Linked DNA regions of Mus musculus: all the other regions are linked to region 1. A link is a loop called in an ENCODE intact Hi-C map of the cell type or tissue named here. Cell type or tissue: left cerebral cortex. All regions are shown on one strand. Links, peaks and the distances in the headings refer to the core of each region. The heading gives the core; the rest is flanking DNA.

Region 1 (5,897 bases), core at 244-5,243:
GAGTATCTGCTGAGAGAAGAGAGCTTGAGGGAAAGGAAGGCCGTGGGTGGCCAGAGACATGACCTTCACGAGCTCCAAGGACAGGGCTGCACAGTCCTGGGGAGCCACCAAGCTCTGCGAGCACCCTGGTGTAGTGCCACCTTCCTGAAATGGGGCTGTGACATGCTCTTACAAATGAGAAGATCATTTACCTGGTACCGCAGCCTGACCGCCTCACATAGGCAGCCTGTCCCCACACCTGCCATTCCTCCTTCTAGAAATAGCTCCAACCTGCTTCTGCTATAACCGTTACCTTCACTGAGGTCGTCATCTCTCTCACTATGGTCCCCAGCCTTAGTTTCTTCCCCAGAATCTCCCGAGAGGGAAACCCACTGTCTTAGTCGGGGTTTCTATTCCTGCACAAACATCATGACCAAGAAACAAGTTGGGGAGGAAAGGGTTTATTCGGCTTACACTTCCATACTGCTGTTCATCACCAAGGAAGCCAGGACTGGAACTCAAGCAGGTCAGGAAGCAGGAGCTGATGCAGAGGCCATGGAGGGATGTTCTTTACTGGCTTGCCTCACCTGGCTTGCTCAGCCTGCTTTCTTATAGAACCAAGACTACCAGCCCTGAGATGGTCCCACCCACAAGGGGCCTTTCCCCCTTGATCACTAATTGAGAAAATGCCTTACAGTTGGATCTCATGGAGGCATTTCCTCAACTGAAGCTCCTTTCTCTGTGATAACTCCAGCTGTGTCAAGTTGACACAAAACTAGCCAGTACAATTGACCCCTTGTCAACTTGACACACAAAAACATCACTAGTAAGCCTCAACCCTTACAATCTTATTCATCCCCATTCTAAATAACTTTAAAAGTCCCACAGTCTTTACATATGCTTAAAATTTCAATCTCTTTAAAATATCCATCTCTTTTAAAATCCAAAGTCTTTTTACAATTAAAAGTCTCTTAACTGTGGGCTCCACTAAAACAGTTTCTTCCTTCAAGAGGGAAAATATCAGGGCACAGTCACAATCAAAAGCAAAAGTCAATCTCCAACTGTCCAATGTCTGGGATCCAACTCACGATCTTCTGGGCTCCTCCAAGGGCTTGGGTCACTTCTCCAGCCAGGCCCTTTGTAGCACACGAGTCATCCTCTAGGCTCCAGATGCCTGTACTCCACTGCTGCTGCTGCTCTTGGTGGTCATCTCATGGTACTGGCATCTCCAAAACACTGCATGACCCCTTCAGTCCTGGGCCATCAATTGCAACTGAGGCTGCACTTTCACCAATGGCCTTCCATGGCCTCTCACAGTGCCAAGCCTCAGCTGCTCTGCTCAACTCCTTCATGCCTTCAAAACCAGTACCACCTGGGTGACCCTTACACATTACCAAGTCCAGCCACAGCACAAGGTACAACTTTGGCTATATCTGGAACACAGCCACTGTGCTTTCAGAAAATACTTCCCAGAAGATGTCACCTCAATGATGCTGGTCTCTTCTTAATCACCGCTAATTTCTTAGCTCCAGCTAACCAGCATCAATAGTCCCAGTAATGCAAAGTTTTTGCTTTAGTAGTTCTGGTATCTTGTTAATCACAGCTGATTCTTCAGCCCCAGCTAACCAGAACTACAGAATCTTCACAATCAAAACAGGAATGGCCCTGAAAAGAGTCTTTAATTTTCCCTCTGAAATTTCACACACCAGAGCTCCAACTTCTGCAGTGTTCTCAACATTATCTTCCAAGCTCCTACACAACATCCGACAGAGGTCTTAACAATGGATGGATCTTCAAGCCCAAAGTTCCAAAGTCCTTCCACAGTCCTCCCCAAAACATGGTCAGGTTGTCACAGGAATACCCCACTCCACTGGTACCAATTTGTCTTAGTCGGGGTTTCTATTCCTGCACAAACATCATGACCAAGAAACAAGTTGGGGAGGAAAGGGTTTATTCGGCTTACACTTCCATACTGCTGTTCATCACCAAGGAAGCCAGGACTGGAACTCAAGCAGGTCAGGAAGCAGGAGCTGATGCAGAGGCCATGGAGGGATGTTCTTTACTGGCTTGCCTCACCTGGCTTGCTCAGCCTGCTTTCTTATAGAACCAAGACTACCAGCCCTGAGATGGTCCCACCCACAAGGGGCCTTTCCCCCTTGATCACTAATTGAGAAAATGCCTTACAGTTGGATCTCATGGAGGCATTTCCTCAACTGAAGCTCCTTTCTCTGTGATAACTCCAGCTGTGTCAAGTTGACACAAAACTAGCCAGTACACCCACCCATGTCACATTCCTGCTAGAGACAGTCAAGCTGTCAGTGTAACTTCAAGATCTCCTGCTTCTTGGCTTCACCCATCACTGTGTCCCCTCCAATTCACAAGGCTTCTCACATTTAGGGGCCTTTAAACACATAGCTCCCCTGGCCTGGATGATGCCCCACAACCACCGCTTGCCTAAGTCCTCAAGGACTCGGCTTAGAGGCTGTCTGGTCCCTGGAGGGGGTCTCCTTGACCTTCCACCCTCCTAGCTCCACCTTTCTCCACAGACTCCTTGGTTCACGTGGACAACTCTATGGCATTGTGTGTGGCATTTTTCTGTGTTCCGTTAAAGCAGGCATGTCTCCTCCTCATTCGCCCTGTGTCTACAGTACACAGAGGTGTTCAAGGGCAATTGATGGAGGAGCTTAATTAAGAGCAGCAGCTCCAAGCAAGCTCAAGGCAAGTCTAGGCTAACAAAAGGCAACAACCAAACTTAATAGCAAACCCACACCAGATTCCCTTGCTTTATCTGAAATAAAATTCACCCTCGAGTTTTGCCAAATCTAAATGCTCCCCACTTTAGAAAAGTAAACACACACACACACACACCAAATTCAGAATCAGACATGAGCTATACCCTATGTCTGTAAACTTTGGCCAGCTGTCTTCACCACCCAAGCCTCAGTTTCTCTTTCTATAAAGTGGGAACTATAAATGCTACTTCCTGGGACTGGGAATGTAGCTCAGTAGGCAGAGGGCTTGCTTGGCTCGCACAGAGCCTTGGGTTCCACCCCCCACCCCACCCCCAAAAAACAGCCTGTCATAGTTAGGTTTCTATTGATGCTGAGAATTCACAGAAGTTTGTCAACAAGGATGAAGCCAATGAATAAAGTCATCTTGAACCAGCTGGAGACTGCAGAGTCAATGTGCCTCTGCTGCCACCTTCTGGACGATGGGAATAAAGCCACAGGTAGCGGCTGAGAGGGATTTCAAGGGCCGTTGCCAAACATATGGCTCTCACTTGTATCTGCCACGTTTGTTCAACAGCTAATGAAAAGTTATCAGAGCAGATTGCTTCAGAGATCAAAACTACCTCATCAGGGAAAAAGTAAAGAAAGGAAAATGAAGCACGGAACAACATTCCGAGAATGGGAGAGCACCTCCTGGGACAGCACCTCCAGAGACAGTGTCTCTCTGACATGAACGCAAGAACCAGGGAGGCAGCCCTGCGGGGGAGAAGGAAATAGCTCCTTTAGAACCTATGGGAGATGTGGCCCCAAAGGCCACCGGAAATGCAGATCCCGTTCTCCTGACCAATATAAAACAGATAGTCGTTTAGAAACAGCTTAATAGAAACTGCTGGAACCTGGGAGGCGAATATCTCCAAAGGTCATGGCTTTGCAACCAGACTTGCTAAGTCAACAAAGTGGGAGGCAGCCCAGCCGCTCCGTTAAATCCTGCAGCCCCTGGGGCTCTTCTTGGCTTGTCTTACCTACATACATTAGTGCACACTGAGCACATGTGCCTCCAAATCCATCACTGTAATTTGGATGGGGCTTCTGCTCTAGCATAAGGGCAGAATCCAAATGGACGATGGCCAGGATCATTTTTTGTTCCTCCCTATTCCAACCATCCTGTAAAAGCTGGAGCTAAGAATGCAAACTTTGAAGAATCAAGGGCAGTGTAGGACCAAGATGTTTACTTAGCCAGGGAGTTTGCTTCCCAGAGAGGCAGGCTCAGATTTCTTCCTGCAGCAGGGCTAAGCTGAGTCCAGCCAGTTGCTTCTGAGAAAGGAAAGGTCCTGGTTGGCCCAGGCGACAGGCAGTTTGGGGGAACACCACCCTTGCCAGGGAGGGTTTCCTGGAGACTGACTACCATTCTAAAGTGACACCAAACTTCATTAGAAATGGGAGGAAGAAAGACACTCTGTAGGATTCCCAACACCCAAGAAAGCCATAAATCAGAAACAAGGATGTATTAAAGTATCAAAATGGGCCATCGAGACAGCTCACAGGCTGAGGTGCCTGCACACAGGCCTGATGACTTGAGTTTAATCCTGATTCCCATAAGTTGCCTGGATCCCAGGCCAGATCACGAACTCCTGAGAATTGTTCTCTGACCTGCATGCATGTTCCACCGACAGACAGGCAGATAGACACTCGTGCACACACGCCCGCACAAATACACATACATACACACACAATTTATTAAATTAATAAAATTATATACAAAATTACCTATATAAATTGCAAATAGCCAGGACAGGTATCATAGCTCATCAGTAGAGTACACACCACCACCACCCATGATTCGTGGTACTCACTCCCTCGCACATGCCTGGAGAAGCTTCTTGGTTAAAGATAGTGTTTAAGGGCTGGAGAGATGGCTCAGCGGTTAAGAGCACTGACTGCTCTTCTGAAGGTTCTGAGTTCAAGTCCCAGCAACCACATGGTGGCTCACAACCATCCTTAATGAGATCTGATGCCCTCTTCTGGTGTGTCTGAAGACAGCTACAGTGTGCTTAGATTTAATAATGAATAAATCTTTAGACCAGAGTGAGCGGGGTCGACCAGAGTGGGCGGGGTCGACCAGAGTGGGCAACCTTCCTTCCCAGCAACCACATGAAGGCTCACAACCATCTGTACAGCTACAGTATACTCATATACATAAAATAAATAAATAAATCTTTAAAAAAAATAAAAGATAGTGTTTTAACTCCAGTTCCAAGGGCTCTGACACCTTCTTCTGGCCTCAAAGGCACCAAGCATACTTGTGCTGTGCATGCATACACACAGGCAAATACTCATACAGGTTTTTAAAATGTGAAGAAGAAGAAGAAGAAGAAGAAGAAGAAGAAGAAGAAGAAGAAGAAGAAGAAGAAGAAGAAGAAGAGAGAAAGAAGAAGAGGAAACAGGTGTAGAGGTGTAGAGGCCATCTCCGAGTCTCAGGGGACCTCTGGCTTGAGGCCAGGCTAAAGCCACATCCTACCCTGTCTAAAACAAGGATTATTTTCCTTGGGTCCTGACAGTCCTCTGCTCCCCAGTGGCCCACTGGCTTGTCCTTCTGTTTCCTCTTTTTCTGTCCCTTTATCACCTCTCTCTCCCCAGCCCTGGTTCACACTTGTGACAGAAGCTAGGCAGCAGTCACCATTGCCCTAGTCAACAGCAACAGTGGCAAAGGCACAGCTGGGGTGACCCCAGGGACTCCCCAGCCCCACCCCACGACACTATTGCGCAACTGCACTCAGCAACCCAGCAGAAGGTGTCCTTTAGTGTCCTCTTCCTTGGCCCCCTCCTCCTTAAGAGTCCCTTCTCAGTTAGGCCTGCCTGGCACCCGTGCTTACCTGGTTCTGCCCCAGCCCACCCTGGTGACCAGAGCCTTCCCATAGCCACAATTCTTCACTCCTCGATAAATAATCTCAGACTCTGAAAATGCTGAGACTTCTACTAAAAACCCAAAAATCTCCGTTTCCACCTCCAGCACCTCCTCCCTCCCTCTGCCCCTCTCCGTTTCAGACTTTTCTAATAGCTAGCACCCGGTGGCCATGATGGCTCCCTCTGTGGTAGGAAAAGCCCTGTGCCTGAAGCAGGCAGAGAAGATGTGCAGACAGCATAAGCCAAACTGAACAACATACATGTTTAAACTACACACACGTGCAC
Region 2 (5,897 bases), core at 542-5,541, 300 kb before region 1:
AGGTGTGTCGGGCTGACAACCAAGAGCAGCCATCATAGAGACCACCTTCATTTTGTATTTGCATATATCCTTGGCTTTAGTTGACCTCTAGTCTCCCCACTCCCTCTGCTCCTCATACTCACAGAAAGGTTCCTAGTTACACGTGTTCCGTTATTGCCTCTGCCCATTTCCCTTAAGGCCTCTCTTGTCCCTCTCTAGTTTCCTGGCTTCTATACACATTAGCTTCCACATAAATGCACAGAGTGTGTGTGTGTGTGTGTGTGTGTGTGTGTGTGTGTGTGTGTGTGTGTGTTTTAATTTATTCTGCTGTTATCGCCAAATGATCTGTTTATAATGCATTGGACTGTTTGCAAGCACAGCTGTGTACCACAGAGACAGTTTAAGTTGCACTATCCACAGTCTCCAGGGAACCTTCCGGCTGGATGAGGACTCTTTTGGTTTCTCACCCAAGTCAGCTCCAAAACCCCTCTGGCTCTGGGTAGTCCCTCATCCTGAGGCCACCTCCCTGAGAAATGGAAGAAGGCTAGAGCCATAGTATTCTGCGTGGTGGTGTCCAACTGGGCTTCGGCAGGGAGGAAGCTATATGAGGTGTCTGGTAATGCTGAGGGTGGCCAAACAGACCGTGTCGGAGAAAGCTAAGGCACTATCAAGAGACAGAAGTGTATCAATTCAGTTGAAGATTGCAGTTATGCGGGCTGAGTATATCCTGGTGTTAGATTATTTACCTAGGTTCTCATAATTGAGCCTGATCAGATTGAGACATACTTGCAACAATGGTTCTCAACCTTCCTAGTACTAGGACCCTTTCCTCATGTTGTGGTGACACTCACATCCATGAGGTCATTTTATTGCTACTTTATAGCTGTAATTGTGTTACTGTTATGAATTGTCATGTAAATGCCTGATATACAGGATCTGATATGTGTCCCCAAAAGGGTCAGAACCCACAGGTAAGAAACACTGACTTAGAAGATTAGGAAAGGCCATTCAGGGTGGGTTGGGGAGGGTGTTTTCAGAGAGGGTTAACTAAAAGGAGATGTGCCCTGAATATACAGGCCCCGCCATCCTGTCAGACGGAATGAAAGGACAAGAAAGGGAAAAGTCGGTAGATCAGGTTCACCACCACCACCACCACCACCCTGCCCTTCCCCACCATGAGGTATGACGCTTCTACCACACATTCCTACTGCCGTGTTACTCTGTCTTACCTCAGTCTCCAAGCAATGGATCCCAGTGAGACTCTGAAACCATGAGCCAAGATAAGTTCGTCCTCCCTCCCTCCCTCCCTCCCTCCCTCCCTCCCTCTCTTCCTCGAGTCCTTCATTGACAACAGGACTAACACAAGATCTAGGGCAGGAACAGGACAGTGGGTTTTGTAAGGTGGGAACAGTAACGGATCTGGTCATTCAGAGATTCACCATCTGACGATGACTTAATTCTAATACAACAGGGTTTATTAAATACTGACCGGGGAGCTGGAGAGATGACTCAGAGGTTAAGAGCATTGGCTATTTCTCCAGACGTCCTGATTTCAATTCCCAGCAACCACATGGTGGCTCATAACTATCTATATTGAAGTCTTCTGGCTTGCAGGCATACATGTAGGCAGAATGCTGTATATATTATAAATAAATTAATTAAAAAAATATACTGGCCAAGACCATTCCTGAGACTCAAGCTCAGAGAATGGCCCCCGAATTCCATTAGTCAGGAGTTTATAAAGGCAAAACTCACGAGGCTACAAACTTCCTGCCTTTGTCCAACCAGGGGCAGGCATATATCCTGACGTACTTCCTGCCTATGTACCTCCTCCGCCTACCCATGATCAAGTGCATATCCTGTGCAGTTGGGGCAACCAAGCTTGTTTACAGAAGTGAAAATGTGTGGTTTGTTATCGTACATAAACTACAGCATTTCAGGAAGTTATCTGTCCTTGAGCAAGTGGACCTTACAGGTTACAGGCTTTTGTTTTGTTTTGTTTTGTTTTGTTTTGTTTTGTTTTTTAGAGACAGGGTTTCTCTGTGTAGCCCTGACTGTTCTGGAACTCCCTCTGTAGACCAGAACGCCCTCAAACTGAGAGAGATCCCCCTGCCTCTGCCTCCTGATTAAAGGCATGCACTACCCCCTGGTGAAGCATTTCTGCTTTATATTTCTCTTAAGCACAGTAATTTAAACTTAAAACATAGTGTTGCTATCACAGGAATAAAGAAACTGAATAACAGGAACAAAAAGCTGATTGGCCAGCATCAAACTGCTATTTTGAAAGGGTTAAGGTAGCAGGAGACTCCCTTACCGTACCAGCTAAGACCCTCCTGATTTCCACATAGCAGTTTAGTTTCCGTCTTAGTGGCACGAGACACTGTCATGAGCAAGGCTCTTTCTGTCCAGTCTGCTTAGTGCAGATGCCTGCTCCTCACAAAGGGAACCTGTAAATTTTGTCTAACAATTTGAAGATGACAGAGACTAAACGTCCAGCCGCTGTGGGGCCAGGGTACAAGTCTGGTTCCAGACTGTGCTCAGCTTGAGAACCGTTAGGGGTAGACCTGGATAACCAGGCTCCAAGTGTGTGTAAGGCCAGCGCTGAGGGCTCCAGAACTGTTTTACTGTGTCCGGTCCATGAATGCATTCAGGACCAATGGAACCAGACCTGGGACAGAGAACCCCCAATGTGGGGCTGACACTAAGTGGCCCTGGACTCTTTTTGGGCCCAGCCTTTGTGGAGGGTGCAGAATGAGTAGGCGGTACCGTCATTTAAAAATGGGATCCGCACCTCACTAAGGCCACTGACTACCCATACAACTTCAGCAAGTTCCCCTCAACATCTCAGAACCTCAGTTTTCTTGGCCAAAAAGCAGGACTTGCCCAGCCAGGCTAGGTCTGATTTAATGCAAGGACAAATCAGGGATCCACAATCATCCGAGTCTCTGCATCCCCTTCACCCTTGAGGTCCAATGTTTCAAAGACATGTCAAAACGAAGCTTGCAGTGAGAAGTTGGAGAACAGAGATGCACTGAGGCCAAGAACCCCAGGGGTACCCAGGAGCAGGGACATGTTCCATGGGCTCCAGCAGCTTCCGTGGCATCCGTACTGTCTCAACCACAGCCAGAAAAGATGGTGCATTTAGCAAAGAGGGGAAGTAGGCTCGGAGGACCTGACCCTCAAGAGGGAATTCTTTATAAGCAATGGTCTTGTTGTATTGTTTTCCCAAAATCCAGAGGTCCCAGAGAGGCAGAAAGACGGAGCCAGCAATCTCAACAACCTGGCTCTTCCCGTCTCCCCTGTAGGACTGTAGAATGTGACTGTGAGTGTTATGCCTCTTCCAGGAAGACAAACCTCTTCCCATCCTCCACACAGCTCTGGCCAGAGCACCCACTGAGGCTGTGTATTCCTAGGCATGGCAGGTGACTTGGTTTGGCTTAGTCAGATAGCTTGGTGGACATGGGCCAATTCCTGCCTGTGGGCTCCTGAGTGTCCCTGAGCCATCCAGGCAGAGTGAATCCTTAGAACTCACCGGAATCCCAGCTCCTGGAAGAGATGGAGCAAACCCATAGCTCATCAAAGTCAGAATTCCGAGGAAGCCAGCTAGAGGCAGATCCTAATGCTGTGGACCAGGCACCCAGCACCTTGCTGTGCTCCAGCTGTCCCCTAGAGGTCAGTGTGGGACCAAGAAGCCAGCCAGATTCTGGTTCTTGTGGGGGGGGGGGGGGTTGCAGTGTGTCTCCAGGGAGTACAGATCTGAGCCTGGGATTGAGGAGGTAGAGAATGGCACACAGCTGGATGTCAGGACTGCAGCTGAGCGCCCTCAGTGGAGGGACGTGAACCCTTCAGGGTGTGGATGTCACTTGCAGCTTGTGGCTTGTTGGGAGTCACCTTGAGACTATAAAGTGCTTTCCTGTTGGCTGTAGGATACATAGGCTTCTGCATCTGTTCCTCTTCCAGGTCCCATGGAGGCCGGTGCTGGGCACCACAGGCCTGGGCAAGTCCACTCTGGATGTTTATTTAACCATTCCTGTGCAGCACTAGATGCTGACTGTGGGGCATACCCTTGTCCCCAGAGCCTGGCACACCTGTTGGGGAAAGTGTCACTGTGTGTTGCTACATGTGCTGTTGACCATATTTCTCAGTTCAGGAAATGTTGGTCTGGTGAGAGGATGCCAGAAGATATCCAGGGATGGTGTCTCCAGGACAAGCTTCCACCACCACCACCCCCAAATACCACTCCCCAGTCTGCTCCAAGGGCTGCCTACTGGCTTCCCTTTTGTGTGGCCCCCCAGTCCCTATGGTAATGAGAGCTGTGGAGGAATGGGCCCATGGGCATCAAAGCAAGGGCATGCTGGCTAGGGGCTGTGGCCACCCATGTCAAGCAGTGAGGCAAAGCCTAACTATGAGAATCTGGGTACCTGGTCATCCACCTATGTGGGAAGATTAATAGGGAACCCATCAAACCAGAAGGCAGCAGGTCACCTGCTCCTGCTGTGTGGCTGCCAGTGTAAGAATCTAATGTTACCATCCATCTAAAGATGCCCAGGTCAAAGAGTCACCCGTGGTACCCTTATACGCTGCAGCCTCCCCTCCTGTGCTCTTCATAATTCTCTTTGTCACAGCTGCTGTCTCCCCAGCCTCCTAGTTCCCCACTGTTCTCTCTCCGGAACCCCCACCACAGCCACAGCAAGTGTCCCTCCCCCCAGGAGGTGAAGTAGAACCTGGGGTCCCACCTGCTTCTCACTGTAGCATGTCTCACACCCTAAAACTTGTGACGTCAAATCTCTCCTAGTTTGTTTAATTTTATTGTGTCAACATGCATGTGTATAGTAGAGGCCAAAAGAGGACATGCAGTGCTGCCTCTATCTCCCTGTTATCCCTTTGAGGCAGGGTCGCTCGCTGAACCTGGGGTCACCGGTGTGGCTGGGATTGTGTCCAGTCTGTTCCATGGGTGTTAGCATCTAAGAGCTGAACCCAGACCTCATGCTTGAACAGCAAGCACTCCCCACCGATGACCGATCTCTCCCCCTCCCATCTACTTACATTATGGGAAAGCCGTGTTCTGTCTCGGTTCTGGGCCTTTGTGATGTTTGTCTTTCTTCTGGGCCATCTGTTCTGCCCACTGATTGTCACAGGCTGTCTGGCATTTCTTTCTCTGGGTCCCCTTTGCTCCACCCTAGAGAAGGATCTGCGCTGGGCCTCCTGGAGGCCTGGGAGCCATCACTGCTCAGTCTTACTCTCCAGAAGGTTCCATTGTACTGTGGGAGGCAGTGATGACAGTGGCAGAGCCCCTTTGAGCTCCTCTCCTTCACAGCAGGCAGCACCTGTGTCCTCGGGGTTTCTCTAAGCATCTAGAAGACTAGATATCTTGTTGCTATTATTGCTTGGAGACAGGGTCTCACTCTGCTTCTACCAGTTTTTGAACTCAGTGTGAAGCCCAGGCTGTCCTAGCACTCACTATGTAGCCCAGGCTGGCCTTGAAATAACAGTCACCCTTCTGCCTCAATCTCCCAATCCTGGTATTATAGACACGAGCCACCAATCCAGCTTAATATACATCTTTCGAGCTAGAGAGATGGTTCAGTGGTTAGAGCACTGGTGGCACTTCCAGAGGATCCAGATTTGGTTTCCAGCACCCACATGACAGCTCACAACTATCTCTAACCTCAGTCCCGGACAATCCAGTGTCCTCTTCCTACCTCTGTGGCCACTGCACGCATGTGGTGCACATGTAAACATATAGGCAAAACATATAAAATAAAATTTTTCAAAGTAGATTTTTAATAGTTTTGCATTTTTTGTTTTTAATATAAGAAGCCAAGAAGACTGTACTAATTATATTTTACCAACTATACCAAAACTGTATAATATACAAGTACTGTTTACTCCCCGTCCCCAAACCTTGATATCCTGCA
Region 3 (5,897 bases), core at 519-5,518, 220 kb before region 1:
TGGGACTTGAATTCAGGTCGCCACATCAGCCTGGCACTTGCTCAGGATTTGAGGTTTTGATAGGCTTACCCCTAAGAGCACTAACTGCCCACTTACAGTACAGGCTATAGGATGACACTGTGCCTTGGAGACTGATGACCCGAGGGAGAGCTGTATGGTCTGCAGAACCAGGAAGAACAGCTGAGACAGCGAGCTCAGAGACAAGTACATGGGGTGGCAGGCTTTCCCAGTGTCCCCTCAGAAGATGCACCTGTCTCTAAGGGAACCCACCTGAGCAGAACTGGTCCCCCAGCGTCAACCAAGCTGAGTTCTTACTGTCCAGGAGTCCCATGGGCAGTCCTCACTGTGTGTCCCTGCAGGCTCACATTCAGGGGAAACTCCCATAGCCTGCTGCAGCTGTGGGTGATACTTGAAGAGGATTCTGTCTTCTCTCAGTCTCCCAAGGAGGTCCAAACGGTTACTCTCTCGATTCTGATACTGAGAGCGCCTCTCTTTCCACTCATAGTATGTTACACACTGCTGATCTTGGCTCTGGGGAGTCTGAGAATCAATCAGGAGTTCTGGGCCAGCCTAGGCTTTATGGGGCTTGCTCTGTCTGTCTGTCTGTCTGTCTGTCTATCTATCTATCTAATTTGAGACCTTTTCTTAAAAAAAAAAAAAAAAAAAAGCCACAGACCAGATACCATGACGGAGCAAGGGCAAGGAGGGAGTGAGCAGGTCCTGAGCATGGTGTGGAAAGCAATCTGACAAGACGTGAAAGGGTGCTGCTGACACGCCAAAGGCTGCAAGTTGCACCCTGCCGCTAACCCGGTATTCGCAGATTTATTTCGAACTTTGTGGTGTCTGGGAAATTTGATCAATAGGAAAAGTGTCAGGTTGCTACAGTCCCAAAGAGAAAGGAAAAGGGGTCTCGGTGGCCTTTCCTACTCTGGGACCTAACCTTAGCAATGAAAACTGAAGCGGCCTTTAAATTACAATTTTATATATGTGTATGTGCATGTGCAGGGGCGTACATGCCATGCAGTGTCTGTGGAGGCCCAGAAGCTTGCGGAAGGTGGTTCTTTCCACTGTGGACTCAGGCCTGGCATCGAGTACCTGTCCTCACTGAACCATCTCTAGGCTGTTTCCATTTCTCCAGAGTCTCAGATAGCCCTTACTGGTCTTGAATTCCTGATCCTCTTGCCTCAGTCTCAGAGTGCTAGGATTAAAGGCTGCCATGCCCAGCTCCCTGATCTATTTTTGATTCATGCAGGGCCACAGTTAATGGCTGACACCTATTTTGTGGACGAAGAAACTGAAATTCAATAGTAGCAGTAGGGACGCTGGACATGGCTTTGATTGTTTGCACCCAGCAGCTCGGCAGTCTTATCTACTCCACGAAGAACCCAACCTCAAACCTGGAAAGGCACCGGATCTGTATGTGACTGTCCCCAGCAGGGTAGCTCTATGACCTCTGTGGTCCGCAGAGAGAATGGCTTATGGTTTTCCCAGTCTGAGTTCAGCTACAGGCTGTGTCTGGCTCACCTCCCTGCTGTATCCCTTGAAGGCTAGCTAGACTGGATCCTTCCCTTGCTTCATATACAAAAATTCACTGAGCACAGGTTAAAAGGAAGCTAGTAACCATGTTTTAAGCTGCAACAAACAAAAAGAACAAATAAGCCAATTTTAAAAGGACACGAGAAGACATTTCTCCAAAGACACACAAATGGCCGGCAAGCCCAGGAAAAGATGTCACGCCAGTAATCAGCACAGTGAGGACGGCCACTATTCACAGCCAAGAAAATGATACAGGGGCATAGAGCTGCTTGTGTGCTGTGGTGGGAATTCCAAACAATGGAGCCATTATGGAAACTGCAGATCCCATTTAAAAAAAGACACACACACACACACACACACACACACACACACACACACACACACGGACGCACACCTTCAGGCCCAGCATTTGGAAGACAAAGGGAGGCCTACCTCACCATTCTGTTCTACAAATCACAAGTAGTGGGCTAGCCAGGACTTCAAAGAGAGACCCACCCTGTCTCAAAATAAACAAAAATGTAAAAATAAAATTAAACCCACATTGCTGCTTCTGGGTGTGTATCTCACATGAACTTGCCACTCTTCTCATTGGAGTATTATTGACAACCAAAAAAGTCTACCAGGCAGTGACAGGTAAAGAGAATGTGGCCTAAGCTGTGAGAGAACAAAGCCAGCACATCCTTCTGCAGTTACAAAATGGAAGCTGAGGGGCTGAAGTAAGTTGGTCCCCATCAGACACGCTGCATCATTCCTTAGACATGAAGGGTCTAAGGTTGTCAGCCTCTGAAAAGCAGAAAGAATGATGGTTGCCAGAGACCCGTGGAGAAGGGATATGGTGTCTAAGGGGCTGGGTTTCAGTTCAGACTGGATCCCAAGTCCTGGGGCTAAAGAGTACCAGTTTGGGCAACTCAGCAAGACCCTGGCTCAGAACAGAAAGTAGAAAGAATTGGAGAAAAATACTTATTCCTCATAGAGAGGACCTGAGTTTATTTCCGGGCACTCACCCAAAGTGTGAGTGTGGGGGGGGGGGCTCACAACCACCCATTACTAGTTTCAGGGGATCCCATGCCCTCCTCTGACCTCGGCTGGCACCAGGCATACACTTGGTGCACATACATAGCTGCAAGTGAAGCACTCACACGCATAAAGTAACATTCTAAACAACCTCTTAGAGAGAGTTGGGGGGAGGGTGCTGGGGTAAAGGTTGGTGGTGGGGTCCTTGTCTACCGTCCAGGAGACCCAGAGTTCAGTCCAGTCCCCACAGTGAAAAAACAAAAACAAGAAACAAAAAAATCTGTAGTGCTGTGGTGTACAAGGTACTTATGTCCAGTTAACACTATGTAAACTAAACAAAGTTATAATAAAAGTTGTGTTTTTAACATACATCCATAAAGATATCCTTAAGTTTTACAAATCTCCCCAATTTTACATTAAAAAAAAAAGTTCTGGGGGCTGGAGAAGATATCTTAGAGGATAAGAGCACACTGGCTGCTCTTCCTGAGGTCCTGAGTACGATTCTCAGCAACCACATGGTGGCTCACAACCATCTGTAATGAGATCTGGGGCCACCTTCTAAGTCTGTTAGGCATACATGCAGGCAGAATGATAAATACTTACTAGTTATAGCATGTCGGGCAATAATAGCACAAGCCCTCTGGAGGGCGTTTCCTTCGCCAGGCTGTGCTATCCTACTTACAGGAGTGCACTTAAGAAGGCTGGTGAGTGGGACCTTTGACTGCCCGGTTGGCATCACAGCCCTGCACCATGGGGAGGGCCACCCTCTCCTCTCTCCTGGAACAGATGCCATGGCCATAGGATTCAGAGACCTAATTTCCTTACTAAAACTTTAAAGACTTTTTTTTTTTTAATTACAAATTTAAATACTAGATCTAGGAACTAGGATTGTAGCTCTGTTACGTTAGTTCAGCACGCACGAAATCCTGGGTTCGATCTCCAGCATCCGGTAAAACGGGCCATGGCCCACGCCTGAAATCCCAACCCTTGGGAGATGGAGGAGTAAGGATCCTGAGTTGAGAGTCTGACGTCAGCCTGGGAGTCTGTCTCCAGTAAATACCTGACGACGTAAACGTCGACGAAATGGAGGACCGAGGAGACAGTGGGAGAAGCGCCCCAACCCCTCACCCATCCCTCGCCTAGAACTAAACCTAAAGCGAATTAAAGTCCCGTCTGTCCCTCAATCCCCGTCTCCCTCCGATGACCGCCCTCCGTCTCGGTAGTTTCGCCCTCCTGCCTCGCCCTCTTGGCCTCCGTTATTCTCCCGGGCCTCCGCGCCGTGCCGGGTCCCCGCCGTCCACAAGCTGGTTCCCCGCTCTCACGCTCATGCCGGGCCTCACGCACAGCTCTGAGGCCTCTCCCGGCTGTGTGAGGCCCGAGCGGGGCGGGGAGAGGATGGCTCCGCGGCCGCCAAAGCTTTCCCGTGTCCTCAGGGCTTCCGCCCGCCCGCCCGCAGCACTGTCCGCTAAGCTGACGCCGGGCGGAAGGAGGCCGGGACCCGTCAGTCAGAGCCGCTCGGTGGGCGGGCTTTGCGCGGGGGCGGGGCCTGAGCGAGGGGCGGGGCTTGTCCGCCTCCCCACCCGCACCACCTCCCCTCCACTGAGAGCTTCCACCAGCCGCTCGGCTGTCAGGCGCGGTGGCCAAGTGGTAAGGCGTCGGTCTCGTAAACCGAAGATCGCGGGTTCGAACCCCGTCCGTGCCTGCGTTTGGAAGAGATATTTTCTTGTTTTCAGCTCCCTTTTGTTTGTTTGTTTTTGTTTTTGTTCAGGAGTTCAGCCCCTCCTCTACCGGTTCGTGGCCAGAGCACTGTAACTCTTTCCAGAGGCCCCGCACAGCTGCTGAACTCCCTGCATCCTCTACCCTTCAACTCCGGTCTGGATCCCGCGACGAAGGCAAGCCTTCTCTGTGAACTTTCCTTCCCTACAACGTGCGTGCGTGTCGCCGCTTTCCCCTGCTCAGCCAACTGTCCTCCCCTCCCCCAGGCGCCCACACCTTTCACAGCCTTGACGTTTTATATCAGGACCCACATATTTGTGACACTTCCAAGTCTTTTGTAAGGTAAACAGCCAGATATCATGTGACAGGACGTCCAGTGCTTCAGATTCCTGATCCCATTTTTTTGTTGTTTTAGGATATGGTCTCCTGTGTCCTGCCGGGATTACTGAGGTTGGCTTACCACCAACTAGCTTCTCTCTTCAAAACTATACTAAAGGGTAGCAATTTTTCGTTGTTTTCTTGTTTGTTTGTTTGGATGGATGTTTTTGTTTTGGAGACAGTGTCTAACCACATGGCAATGTAGCTTTAACCATCCTGGTGCTCCCTATGTAGACCGGGCTGCCTTTGAACTGTCCATCCACTTCTGACTCCCAAGCGCAAGAGTAAAACCTTGAGTTTTATGCCAGATTCTGTAATTTTCAGTTGTAACACTTAACATATCACTCTGATTTCATGAATAGAACTCCACCTCTTCATTTCTAACTCATACTTCTGTTACTGTGGCTCCTCCCTCTGTCACTCCCCCCCCCCCCATCCCACCACCCCTCCCCAATTTAAAGTATATTTCACTCCCCAGGTATTGTTGCTTAGATGATCACGGGGTGAGCTGAGTATATATAGATATTTATTGTAAGAGCCCAATACCTGAAGGAGAAACACTTGGCTTTGGAAGGTGTCCGTGCCATCATAAAATTGTTACTACATACAAAGAGGATTTGTCTCTGACAATACCATGGCCTGAAGGTCTAGACATTAGGGGTAGGATGGGGACAGGAGCCTTGTACTCTCGGATACAGCCTTGACTCCAGCCCCTCCCTGTGCATTCCTGGTGAGAAAGCACCCCTAGGTGGGGCTCCTCTTTTCTGTAGTAGCTGGCACAGAGAATTCTGCCGCCAAAGGAGTGAGGGCCAGGAGACAAAACAAAGGCAGCAGAAGAGGTTCAAGGTACAGAAAGGGTTAACATACAGACACTGGGGAAGTGTGAACTTCCCAAAAGGTGAAGAGCCAGAGGCAGGAGTCAAGCATGGATCCCAGGGCCTAGGTCTGTGAGATCAGAGGAGAGCTAAAGCAAGGTGGAGAACAGAGTTCTTGCAATTACCCTGCAAGCTAGCTGTGTCTAACCAGGCTGGGGGTACTGGAGGGCACGGACAGAGCTTTGCTGAGTTTATGGTGTCACCTGCACGAATCCCTTATAGACTCTGGGCTCCCATTGCTTCACTTGCTAAACTCCAAAGCTAATTAATGCTTCCCAGGGCTGGGGAGGGAACTCAGTTGGTAGAGCACTTGCCTAGAATGCACAAAGCCCTGGATTTGATCTCTAGGGCCCCCTAAACCCAGCACAATGGTGCAGA
Region 4 (5,897 bases), core at 287-5,286, 210 kb before region 1:
TTCCTTGTCTCCACCTCTCGAGTACTAGGATTGTGGACACCACAGCTGATTTTATGTGGAATTGGAGATCCATCTTTTATTCCTGTTTGACAAGCCTACCTCCTGGGCTCCTTCTCCAGCCCCCAAATTTAGCCCTCCACAAGATGAGCAGAAATGTCTTAGAAAAGCTTGCTCTCCTGTTCCTTGACTTTTGCATCTATTCCTTTGCTAGTTGAGAGCCCAGCAGGCACTGTATCAGTCTAATAAACAACACTTTGTTTGTTTGTTTGTTTGTTTGTTTGTTTGTTTTGAGACAGGGTTTCTTTGTGTAGCCCTGGCTGTCCTGGAGCTCACTTTGTAGACCAGGCTGGCCTCAAACTCAGAAATCTGCCTGCCTCTGCCTCCTGAGTGCTGGGATTAAAGGCGTGTGCCACTACACCCGGCTTCCCAACAGGAAAACTAGGTAGTAGTTTCCCCAAATCACCAGAATCAGCCACACTATCCAAAGAGGAGATGCCAACGCACTGTCAAAGGCTGCATTCCCCAGAGGCCCAGACACAGGTTCTTCTTGTCCTATGCTTGGGAAGAGTGGGGGCTGGTGTGGATTGGGCAAAGCCTCCCTCCCCTGTCCCCCCCACCCCCAAATCACTGAATGTGAGCTAGATTTAGACCAGGTAGCTCTGATAGAGGATAGTCTTGTGCATAGTTGCATAGTTGTATACCCTTCCTAAAAAGTAATAGGTCACAATGACTGACACACCACACACACACACACACACATGCACACGCACGTGCGTGCACATACACACAGGGGCTGGGGGAGGAGGCTTAATAAAGACGTCAATCAAACCAGACCTACAGGAGACCTAGTGGCACAGGCTTGAAATTCCAGTTACTCAGGAAGCTGAAGCAGGAAGATTAAATGTTCACGACTACCTGAGCTACAGAAAGATACTCAAAGCCAGCCTACGGAATTTACTTAGACCCTTGTCTCAAAAAAATGTTTTAAGGGTCGAAGATACAGCTCAGTGCTAGAGTACTTGCCTACCCAGAGTGAGACCCTTGGTTCCATTCCCAATGCCATTAAAATAAGTAAATAAATAAATCTATCCTAAATGGCAGAGCAAAAAAAGAGGCTTGTAGAACTCTGGCCAAAGGCTTGGCCCTCAACCAAGGACGTTGGGACCTTCCAAACACTTACTCTGCCCACAGAAAGTCATTCAGAGACTCCTGTGCCCAGGTCAACAGTGACATTGTATAGACAAAGGTCATCAAAATCAAGTAGCAGTCAGTGCTAATGTCCTTCCCCTTTCCGCAGCTGGGTCCGGGCAAGCTGGGAGAAGTCACAGAGGGGAATACCTCTCACCTTGCCAATGTGGGAACTGAAGCCCACGGGGAGGGAATCACCTGTGGACGTCTTCGTGGGCGGTGGGGAGTGAAGAAGGTTCCACCCGTAGACAAACCTAGTGATCCTAGGGACGTTTCCTGCAGTAAACGGCCCCTCCCTGGTGTTCCTCCCTCATAAAATTATCTGGGCTAAGAGAAGACATCAAGGTAAACTGCTATATATGAGGGGTGTGTGAACCCCATGCTGCCCATGGCTATAGGTTCTTTGTAACTCTTTGTTCTCTCTGAACACCAGGTGACAGCAATACTTAAAACAATTAGATTTTAAACTGTTAGCTGCTGTTTTTTTTACTAACACTCTAAAGTGTTTTTTTTTTGTTTTTTTGTTTTTTTGTTTTTAATAACCTATCAAGGTTTGGGAAATGCTCCTTCCTATCTGTAGCCCACATTAGCATTTGCCTTGGGATGTGCTGGGGCATCAGGAGCCCTTGCAAGATGGAGCCAATAGACTGTGACAACCTTTCAGGAATCCTTCCTTTCGCTGGGTCCCTTTCTGGCCCTGGAGGCAGGACCAGTCCCACTGTCTGGCTTGACCAGTGCCTGTGCTCATCTTCCCTACAGGGCCACCCCAAGAAGCAAGGGATTCTGTCTGTTTATGGACTAGCTAGTGACGGAGAGGAGGCATTTGTCATGTAAGGAGAAGGCCAGAGCCCTAGTAACCGTCCTTCTCTAGTGTAATGTGGCCTTGCAACCTGCCTGTGGCTACCCCAAATTTGCAGAATTTCCTTTCTTGACCACCTTTGATTCCATTGATGGGATTAGCCCCCCTCCCCCAGCCATGTCCTTTGATGTGGGCAGGGGATAGCAGGAGGAGGTGCCAAGTAGCAAATCTTAACCTCTGGAGGGTTTCTCCGGATTCGGTGTCTGGGTAAACCCATTACATCCCTGTTCTTTTATCCCTCCAGGACACTGGCTCCTCTAGGCTCCTGAATCTCACAGATCCAAAGGGTCTGTCAGACATCAATAAAAGGCAGCATCACGGGCCACGCCAGGGTATCCTCACCAGGGCATCCTCCTTTCTGCCCCGGGCTCTGAAATAGTAGGGATTACAGAAGCCTGAAGCCTGCACCCATCTCCTTTAAGGGCATGGAGCCTTCTGCCCTCAAGCTTTTTCAGAGCTGTTGTCTTTTGAGCACCTGCCTCAGCGCATCTGTCTGTCCTAATCGGGGAATCTGAGTGTCACAAGCGCTCAGCCCCGCCACAGGATTTAAAGCGTGCATTGGATAGTGGGGCCAGGAAAGAGGAGATAGGAACGTAGCCAATGTCACGGTATTTTAAGTAAATGATTGCAAGATTCCACCTGAAGATAGTTAGGGAACTCAGTCTCGGTGGTTATTTGGGCTTCTCTAGGGCCCCTGGAATCAATCTTCCGCTGATTTATTTTGGTAGAAGCCTAAGGATGGTACACATCCAATTAACCCTTTGTACGCCGGCAGAGAGGTAAGAGAGAAACCGGTAGCGGGTTAGGCTTTCACCTCTACAGTTTTCGGTTACTCCCATCTGTATCGCAGCATCTCAGTCCCACCCTTAAAGGAACCCAGGTTTTCAAGAGGTTCTCTCCCTGGGAACTACACTGGGTACTTTAAATATATCATCTATTGGGGTTGCCAAGAAGCCCTCAATGGCAGGTCTGACCTAGGTTGCGGGTAGGGTGATCGAGGCCCGCTGCAGGGTGCTGCAGGGCGCTGCTCCGCGACAGTCGCGCGGCCCGAGAGCAGGGTGGCCGGCAGGGGGCTCCCGGCGCCGGTCTTCACGGGAGAAAGCCCCGGCAGCGGATCGGACCGGTCAGAGGAGGAAAGGGGAAAATTACTGAGGCTCGGGGGGCAGGAAGGGCTGCGTGACTGGGTGGAAGGCACTTGAGACTGTCTAGTCGGGTGGCTCAGATCCTCTGCCCCGGGCGATTCTGGAGAGGGACACCCCAACCCACTCCAGGGTCTTTCCGCCCAGATTGTGAGCGTGAGCCGGCGTCTCGGCCGGGGGCGGCGCCGGTGAGGGGCGGGCGGAGGGCGGACCGGGGCGGAGCGCGGTCCGCTGGGCTCGAGGAGGCTGCGCTGGGCGGGCGCTGGCCGTGTGGGTCCTCCGGGAGCCGCGGGGCGCGCAGCCTTCCTGATGTGTCACCAGCACGTGGAGCCAGATAGCGCCGAGAGAGCAAGCGAGAGGAGCCCCGCAACTTTCCGGGGACCCCGCAGCAGCGCACATGTCTTCCGGGGCGCGGCGGGGGCCCTGCGGCGATCCCTAGGTCCCGGAGCAGGTCTCGAGAGGCCGGGGACCCTCGGCCGGGAGCGCACGAAGCTGCGGGAACATTGGGGTACGTGGCGCGGGCTGCGGCCGCGGTGCGGGAGGAAGCAGCCTGCGTCGCCGCGGCTCGGTCCCGCCTCGCCGAGCTGAGCGCAGGTAACCGGGCAGCGCACCGCTGGGCCTCGCGGGCACGGAGTGTGGGCGCTGGGAAGTTTCTCGGCGTGCAGCCCTTGCGCTCGGGTGGATATGAGGCGGGGGGCGTCCGGGGGCGCTCACTCCCGGCGTCTCCAAGACTGCCCTCTCGGTCAGGGTGCGCTGCGCGTCGTGTAAACCTTCGAGGGCTGGTTTTGGAGCCCTCGGGGCCGAGGCCGGGAGGGGCAGGTGGCTTCTTTGAGAAACTGTCCTCGAGCCAAGAGCGGGCGGCGGGACTCATGCCCTGGGCAGCCCGTCGTCGGGGGACGCACGGCATCCGGAACTCCAAGACGGACGGGAGCTGAGAGCTGGGTCTTTGCGGGCAAGATGAGAGTGTCAGTTCAACTGGCCTACAAAGTCCCAGTCCTCGGTCCCCAGGACCGGCATTTTCTTCACTCTCCTCGCCGCCCGCAGCCCGCCCCTTCTTGGTCCTCGTGCGCTCCGGCTGGGCCCCCCCCTCCCATGTCCATCGGGATAGAAGCGACTGGAAAGGCGTGCGCCGCGGGATGTCTGTGCGGTTTTGGGGGGAATCTCTTGCTTCGGCAGAGAAACCGCAACGTGCTTGAATGTCCTGGGGTGGGGGAGAAAGGACGTTTTTCTTCTGTACCGGCCTGCCTTGCTGTATGGCGCCAACCTTGAGTTTGGGGGTGGGGAAGCTAGAGCCTGGTTTCTGGACTTACTCCTGGGGAGGTGGCCTCGATGCGGAGCCCAACTCCAGGTCCTAAGTGGAGTCTGTGGACACTTCTCTAACCAGTCTTTTGCCCTCTTTAATAACCCATTACTGACCCCCATCAAGTTTTATGCTGAAAAAGCCCCCCCCCCCAGTTCTATTGCTCTTAAAACTTTGCTTACCACCCCCACCCCCACACAAAATTCCATACAAAGCCCTGAAATCTCGAGTTCCTGACCTTGGTCCCTTTTGTCATTTTGTGTTGTGTGACTGTTCTAGGAGCACTTAGCAGACTTGAACTCCGTGTATGAAGGGCAAGCTGACCAATAGGGCACCTCCTGCCCCCTTCTTCCTGGCATTAGGAAATGAGAGAGGTTTCTAGAAGCTGGGAGGCTGGAGACAGAGAAACTAGGTTGGTCCACCACTTTGTACAAAGTTGCACAAAGACCATATAAGAGGTATTCCCCCCCCCCCCGGCTCCCCGTGCTTGTGAACCACGTGCAAAGTAGTCCCTGTGCAAATCACACTCGGGCTGCTGTCCCTGTCCCTTGCTGGCATGTAGCAGTAGGGACAGGAGAGGGAGCCAGGTGTGGAGAGAAGTCTCAGAAATGTGGTGTCGGGCCGGCTGATGAGCCCCAGCAAGGATCATAGCCCGAGCTGTGTCTGTGCTAGCTCTAGTTGATGGAGTACACTGGTGCCTGAAGAATGGGAGAAAAGAGTTTCTTTGACCAGGGTGTAGATTTCCTACCATCTTGATAGATGACCATTTTGAGACAACTGTTTAGGGAGTGGACAAAAGGCACTTCTGGAAGCCTCGTTCCTAATTAAGAAAAATGCTTTCTTTGGGGGTGCAGAATCAGGCTGGAAAAAACAGCTTATCCTGTTGTCCCAGCCCCCAACATCAGTCCCGAAAAGTAAATGAAGTGGAAATCTCCATAGTATTGTGTAGTCATAAACCATCCACAGACGTGAGCCGGAGCCGAGCGATGCAGAAAAGCTTGCCGGACTGGCTGCTTGGCACCCACCCTGGAGGGGCCAAACTTTGGAATCTGGGACATAAGTCACTGGGAATCAGGAGCTCCTAGCATCCAGGACCTGCAGTTCCTAGTCAGGCATGGCTGTGGCCAGCTGTTAGGGATTCAGTTAGATAATGATTTGGTCCTTCATTGCTTTAGGGTAAGTGAATTGTTTAATTTTGCCTTTCTTTTCTCTCCTTTGGAAGGAAGGAAGGAAGGAAGGAAGGAAGGAAGGAAGGAAGGAAGGAAGGAAGATTGACCGAGATAGGCATTAGGCTGGGTTGGCCTCTCCTCTAGCAGCTGATTTCTGCTTTTAAATAAGCAAATGCATTTAGCAAAAGCAAATGCTTCACTTGAGGACTTTGCGGCTCTGCCGTGTCTCCTGGCAGACTCCT
Region 5 (5,897 bases), core at 610-5,609, 330 kb before region 1:
TGACCTGGCATCCTCTTCTGACCTCCTCAGGCATCCGTAGGCGTGTGGCCTACTCTTGCCCAGGCATACACACATTTAAGTAAAGTTAAATCTAACCAGAAACCAAGGTGGATGGCTCCTTAGGAATGAATGAGACGTCCATGCACCACACACATGTATGTGCAAAAGCTCACACGAGAACACACATGCACACACACACACACACACACACACACAGAGTGGGTTTTTGCTAATTTAGATTCCGGGGTGGGAGGGGGATAGGTTCGTTTCTCCTTCCTTGGGGGAATATTTACAGGATTAATATAAGAAGGAAAGCCTGACAAACAGTTCCGGGGAAAACAGCAGTCACTGCAGCCCTTCCCTGCCCTCCCAGGACTTCTGCTCTCAGCTCCCAGGCTCTCTGGGAAGATACGTGTGCACTCAAGTACACAGGGCCAGGCGTCCACTTCTGAGCCCAGGCTCCGTCCTCCGTTCTTTGGGCTTGCATCCACCTGTTCACGCTCTCTCTCTGAGGGCAGTGTCTGTGTCCTTGGCTCTCTTTCCTGAAACTGTTTTTTTCTGAACTTGGAACATTCCCTTCAGCCCTGAGAAGAAAGCTGGTGTCCTGGCCAGAGCAAGGGGAGTGGATGGGCAGGGCCTTACCACTAGCCATGACAATGCTTCCGAAGGAAGGACCAGGTGACCTCTGAGCCAGCAGAGGAGTGAGCACAGCTGCCTCAGGGGGGCCTCTTGGATAATGTGACCCAGGGATGGGGAAGTGGGGACGACCCATGGAGAGGAACAGCCTGTGCCAGCTGTGAGTGTCTACTGATGAGCTCTGCATGGAGGGCTGAGTGTGACAAACTGAGAACAACCTGTCTTGAATAGATGATGATGACGATGGTGATGATGATGATGATGATGGTGATGGTGATGATGATGGTGATGATGATGGTGATGGTGATGATGATGGTAAGTAACAGGAAGCTGGAGAGATGGCTCAGTGGTAAAGAACACTGGCTGCTTTTTCAGAGGACCAAGGTTTGACTCACAGCACCCACATGGCAGCTTACAACCACTTGTAACTCCTGTCCCAAGAGATTCGATGCTCTCTTGTAGCCTCCTTGAGTACTGTATGTACATCATGCAGAGACATACATTCAAGCCAAACACCTGTACACATAAAATAAATTAAAAAGGGGGTGGGGAGATGGCTCAGCAGTTAAGAGCACTGACTGCTCTTCCAGAGGTCCTGAGTTCAATACCCAGCAACCACATGGTGGCTCACAACCATCTGTAATGGGATCCAAAGCCCTCTTCTGGTGTGTCTGAAGGCAGTGACAGTGTACTCCCCTATATAAAATGAATAAATTTTTAAAAAAGAATAAATTGAAAAATTAAAAGTAACAAAAAGAATCCTGGAAGGAATGTCAGCCACCATTATCCTGCTTCTGAGAGTTGGAGAGGCTCTGGGTGGACAGCCCTCCTCACCCACGCTCTGGCAGACAAGGAAGAATGAAGTTTTATGACACCGGACCACACTAGTGTAGCCCAGGCCAACCAGACTCCATCACCCCCAGGGCGCGCTGCATGATGGGAAGTGTGTGAGCGCTCCACACTCTGCCGCTGAGGCGCATTCTGAGACAGGTGAAGGAGGAGAATAATTTACCACCTTCTCCCCTCCAGAGTGATAATTATTCATGACTTGAGAAATAGCATCAGCAGGGGGATCAGGAAGAACCTGCGAGTTCTGCCCCATTTCTGGGCAGCCTGGATGGTGAGGCCGGTGGATGGACTACAGAGGAAGAAATACAGCCCTTTAGGGCTGGAGCTGGAGCGCAGTTGGTGGAGAAAAATACACGATGCCCTGGGTTGCATCGTCAATGCTGAATAAACCATGCGGGATGGCTCAGGCCTGTAATCCTAGCCCTTGCAGGGGAGGGGGTTGGAGGCAGGAGGATCAGAAGGATCAAGATCATCGTGGCTTCGTAGCAAGTCAGAGTCCAACCTGGGCTCCATGAGATTCCACCTCAGCAATACATTCCCTGTAGACTAGCTCTGAGTCTATACTGATACACGGATAGGCCACTATGCGCCAGACATTGGGCAAGACACATGGCACACAAGCTCACATTGAATCCTACGAGATCTCTGCAAAGCAGAGACTACGTACGACCCCTGCTTCAGACAGGAAGACTGACCCAGAGCATCACGCAGCTGAAAGAGCATCAGACCTTTGCCCGGCTCAGCTGCCAACATGACCTAGGACCAACAGCGCACATACGTGCTGTTGGGCTTACCACAAACTACCCAAAGCCTGGTGGCTTAAGCAACGCAAATGTGATCCCTCTCAGTTCTGGAAGTCAGGAGGTCAAATGCATGCGTTGGCAGGATCGCGCCCCTGCAAATGGTCTCTCTCCGACCCCTTCAGCTTCCTGGACTGTGGCTGAAGGGCTCTTGTCGGTTCTACCCATGGTCAGGAAGCCCCCTCCTGTCATTGAGCTTGTCTCTGACCCTTCCTTCATTCGCGAGGTTGCATTAGGATCCTTGCTCTGGAGCACGGAGGAGCAGCCAACAAGAAGGAGACTTCCTATAGGAGGCGCCACCTCCACAGAATCTGCAATCGAGCAAATGGGCCACAGGAGTTGGAAGAGACAAGGCGCAGAGCCAGTCACCCCAGGCCTGGAGGCAGGAGGGAACTAAGGTATTTCCGAGAGGCAGGAGGCGGTCCTGATGCCAAGGCTTGTAACCTCTGCTCTGGAGAAATGGCAGACAGAGTTCAGAATTGTCCCAGGAGTCTGATACGGGATAGCTTTGGAATTTGTTTCCAATCTGCCTTTGGAGAGCTTGGGATGTGGTCTTGGGCTTTGGGCTTGGTTCCCCTGTGATCGATCTGAGGCCTCACGTAGAGCAGTTGAGGTGAGCAAGGAAGGTCTCTTGCTTTCCAGGTTGTGTTACCAGGGTGGGCTCTGAGAGACATTTTTGCAGCTCCCACCAGGGGGCAGGCCCCAGCTGCAACCTGCTTTCCATTTATCATTCATTCATTCATTCATTCATTCATTCATGTGTTAGTACCTCACAGAGAGGCATCCACCTACCAAGAAAAGAAAAACAAAAACAAAAACAAAAATCACTTTTCAGGACGGTACACCTCCCCTCTCTAGTGGTTGACTCCATGAACACGGTAGACTCTGATCCTTAAAGCCACAAGGCTTTCTTCCCAGGGAGATTGGACCTCTGGAAGAGTAAAGCATCAAATGGGGGGACAGCCTGGCTCACCCTTGGAGTCCTGACTCCAGGGGAGACTAAGCAGTCGCCACTCAGGACATCCATATTTAAGACTCATCCTGAAGACCAGAATGGAATTGGAGGCTCAGAGAGGGAGGCCCTGTGTGGTCCTTGTGCCAAACTGGGTACAAGTCCCCTGCACTCCCTGTTCACACCACTGAATTGCTCTGGGCTCACACTTGACCAGAGATCAAAAACATGAGGACACTAAGACATAGCATAACCCTTAGAGTTTCCCACCATGCACACCCTAGCAAAGTTTTAGAAATGCATGGGGATTTGGAAGAAGGGCTCAGAACTGAGGTGAGACAGACTGAGGAAGAAGCCTGCGCATATCTGGGGGCTCAGGCAAGGTCTGTGCTTGAGTTGGGCGCAACCACTCCTAAGTGGTCTGTTGTGCTGAACAAGGTTGATGGGTAGACGGGAGACTAGGCTTGACCTCTGCTCAGTTGAACTTCACTAGGAGAAGGCAAAATTGGTTGGGTCGTCCACACCCAGGATGGAGTCCCGAGCTCTGAGAGGCTGCCAGCAAAATAAGAGAGGACAGGAGCTACGGGTTCCCAAGCCACCGGTGTTTCTGGGCCCTGTTGACACTAAGCCTAATGGAAGACACTTCCTCCCACCACCACTTCTAGTCCCCTCCACCCGCCACCATTCTAAGGTTCCCTGCTCCTCCACACTGCGCCCATCCCTTTCCTTCAACAAGCGGAACGGCTTCTCAGGGGTCTCCGCTTCCAGGGAAGCGAAAGCAGCAATCGAATACTAGGCAAGGAACACCTGCAACACCCAGCGCTGACAAAGGACGCGGCCGGTGCACACTGGCTAGCCGCGGGGTGCACGGGCCGCGCTGAGTTCCAACCACCCCCCACCCCCCAACTCCAGCTCAGGTCTAGGAGGGGCGGAGCCTGGGGAGGCTCGGGTCCTTTTGTCTGCAGCCCCGCCCCGCCCCGCCCCCACGCGGGCCCGCGGCGCGCGGCAGACACGAGCGGCTGACACGAGCGGCCGCCGCGGGCGGAGGCTGCGCGCCGCAGACCCGGGCGGTGCGAGCGCGATGGCGAAGGCGGCAGCGCGGGGCTTGGGCTAGCTGCCGGCGGCGCGGATGGCGGGTGGCGCGGGCTGGGCGGGCGCCCCCGCGGCTCTGCTGCGCTCCGTGCGCCGCCTGCGCGAAGTGTTCGAGGTGTGCGGCCGCGACCCCGACGGCTTTCTACGCGTGGAGCGCGTCGCGGCGCTCGGCCTGCGCTTCGGGCAAGGAGAGGAGGTAAGGAGCTCGGGCGCGTCCCCGGGCCGGGGAAACCGCAGGGACCCCGCGCAGTCACATTCCGGGCCTCTCTGTGGATCACATGGCATGCCCGCGGTGGCCGGCCGGCCCACCTGCCGTTCCCCCTGGTCTGTCTCCAATCCCCCTTGATGTTTGGGGAGGGGAAGAGGTGCCCTTAAAATCCAGTCTCTGAGCACCCCCTCCCACACACAACCAAGTCACAGGGCTATGTGTGCACCGTGCCAGGCCTACGGGTGACAGGGATAAGCAGGGATGTTCTGCAGTCTCTGGTCCTTAGCTGTACCTACCCAACCTAGAAAAGAAGGGATGTCTGCTCCGGGCCACCCTGGATTCTGGTCCAGTTCCTGGTGACCTTCCACTCAAGCTAAATGGGCAGGCCTAGCTGGCAGCAGACTGTGCTGGCTGCAGAGGGCCAAGCAGGACCAAGCCGGGAGTGGTTAGCTGAGCCTCTGGTGTTGGTGTTGGGCCGCATGGGTGGCAGAGAGCAGAATTGTGGGTACTGTCAGCCAATGTGAAATGGCAGGGTCTGAACTGCCAGTGTGTAACGAATACCTATGCGTTGGGCTAGTGTCCTCCTGCCATCCTCACAGGGGCTAGTATCCGTGTCTGAGAGAAGGGCAGGACACCGTGTTAATGAAACCCTGCAGTGTTGAGCGTCTCTGGATTCAAAAGACCTGGTTGAACTTTGGGTTTCTAAGGTCATCTGAGACCCTCTGGGCCTTGGTTTCAACTGCTGTACTGGATGGCAAGTGGGAGGTGATGACAACCCCTTTCTAGGTGGCTGGGCACTCGCCAGAACCTGGAAATCCCCGAGAGCAGGAGGTGGAGGAGGGAGGCAGGTGTCAGGTGTGAGGACTCTGGTCCCCAGTCTCAGACAGCTTACTACTGCAGTTCTCCTTAAAGTCCTTTATCTCCTCTCTGGTTTGCTCGGGAGCATCTCCTGCTGCTACCTCAGCCTTTCTTCTACAGAGGATGCCAGCGTCCCACTTCTTGGCCAATACCTTCTACCTGAGCAGGCTGAGCAGCCCAGGAGGCTACAGGCTGCTGGTGTGGAGAATTCTCCTTGCTTTGGGCGGAAACCTGGGATCCAGAATCAGAAAACCTCAGGCATGGGGATGGCCCCCACTGGGGCCTCTGGCAGAGGGCTGGCTGGAGCCGTTTAATAGTATTCCTAGGCTGGACAAACACCTCCCATCCTTAGATCCTCTTCCCTCCGCATTCCAGACACCAACCAGCTTGTCACTGGGTCATTGTGGTTCTGCACAGGAACCTACCTGGGTTTCCCTTCTGCACTGTAGCCTATAAACCTTTGAAAACATCACTCCTCTACCCTTGTCCCTTGCCACCCTTT

Evidence for each region. A loop is a pair of places that touch in the nucleus more often than their neighbours do. Peaks named below come from ENCODE experiments on the same cell type or tissue, not always from the same donor. Only the 100,000 strongest peaks of a DNase experiment are listed, where the experiment ranks them.
Region 2: it touches region 1 in a loop (3-fold over the local background); 17 of 42 quality-filtered maps call a loop at or near these places.
Region 3: a loop joins it to region 1, with 6 times the contacts of the local background. A loop is called at or near these places in 41 of 42 quality-filtered maps.
Region 4: a loop joins it to region 1, with 4 times the contacts of the local background. A loop is called at or near these places in 39 of 42 quality-filtered maps.
Region 5: it touches region 1 in a loop (3.0-fold over the local background); 29 of 42 quality-filtered maps call a loop at or near these places.

What each region holds. Positions count from the first base shown.
Region 1 is chr11:79,916,912-79,922,808 of GRCm38, forward strand. No RefSeq gene overlaps it. Among named protein-coding and RNA genes, the nearest start is that of Gm24454, 26 kb to the left of the region's middle. In left cerebral cortex, for the core only: a CTCF peak has its summit at 3,195 (motif pointing left); a DNase peak (open chromatin) is centred at 3,189.
Region 2 is chr11:79,621,432-79,627,328 of GRCm38, forward strand. All of the region lies in intron 3 of Rab11fip4 (RAB11 family interacting protein 4 (class II)), which reads left to right. Rab11fip4os1 (RAB11 family interacting protein 4 (class II), opposite strand 1) reads right to left here and starts at 1,732. Exons shown (of 3, transcript NR_003283.1): 1 at 1,469-1,732. In left cerebral cortex, for the core only: CTCF peaks have their summits at 3,623 and 3,823; a DNase peak (open chromatin) is centred at 3,615; H3K27ac peaks cover 237 bases.
Region 3 is chr11:79,700,470-79,706,366 of GRCm38, forward strand. Gm11205 (a long non-coding RNA gene) reads left to right here and starts at 4,101. Exons shown (of 2, transcript XR_880034.1): 1 at 4,101-4,197; 2 at 4,319-4,545. n-TTcgt3 (a tRNA gene) reads left to right here and starts at 4,181; the gene lies at 4,181-4,252. In left cerebral cortex, for the core only: CTCF peaks have their summits at 3,173 and 4,060; DNase peaks (open chromatin) are centred at 1,311, 1,823, 3,188, 3,611 and 2 more places; H3K4me3 peaks cover 3,040 bases; H3K27ac peaks cover 2,159 bases.
Region 4 is chr11:79,707,850-79,713,746 of GRCm38, forward strand. It overlaps Mir193a (microRNA 193a), which reads left to right and starts at 4,120; the gene lies at 4,120-4,185. In left cerebral cortex, for the core only: a CTCF peak has its summit at 3,112 (motif pointing right); DNase peaks (open chromatin) are centred at 3,178 and 3,410; H3K4me3 peaks cover 1,618 bases; H3K27ac peaks cover 218 bases.
Region 5 is chr11:79,586,910-79,592,806 of GRCm38, forward strand. It overlaps Rab11fip4 (RAB11 family interacting protein 4 (class II)), which reads left to right and starts at 4,303. Exons shown (of 15, transcript NM_175543.3): 1 at 4,303-4,525. The coding sequence starts at 4,367. In left cerebral cortex, for the core only: CTCF peaks have their summits at 2,580 and 2,988 (motif pointing right); DNase peaks (open chromatin) are centred at 2,596, 4,240, 4,849, 4,924 and 1 more place; H3K4me3 peaks cover 1,999 bases; H3K27ac peaks cover 1,736 bases.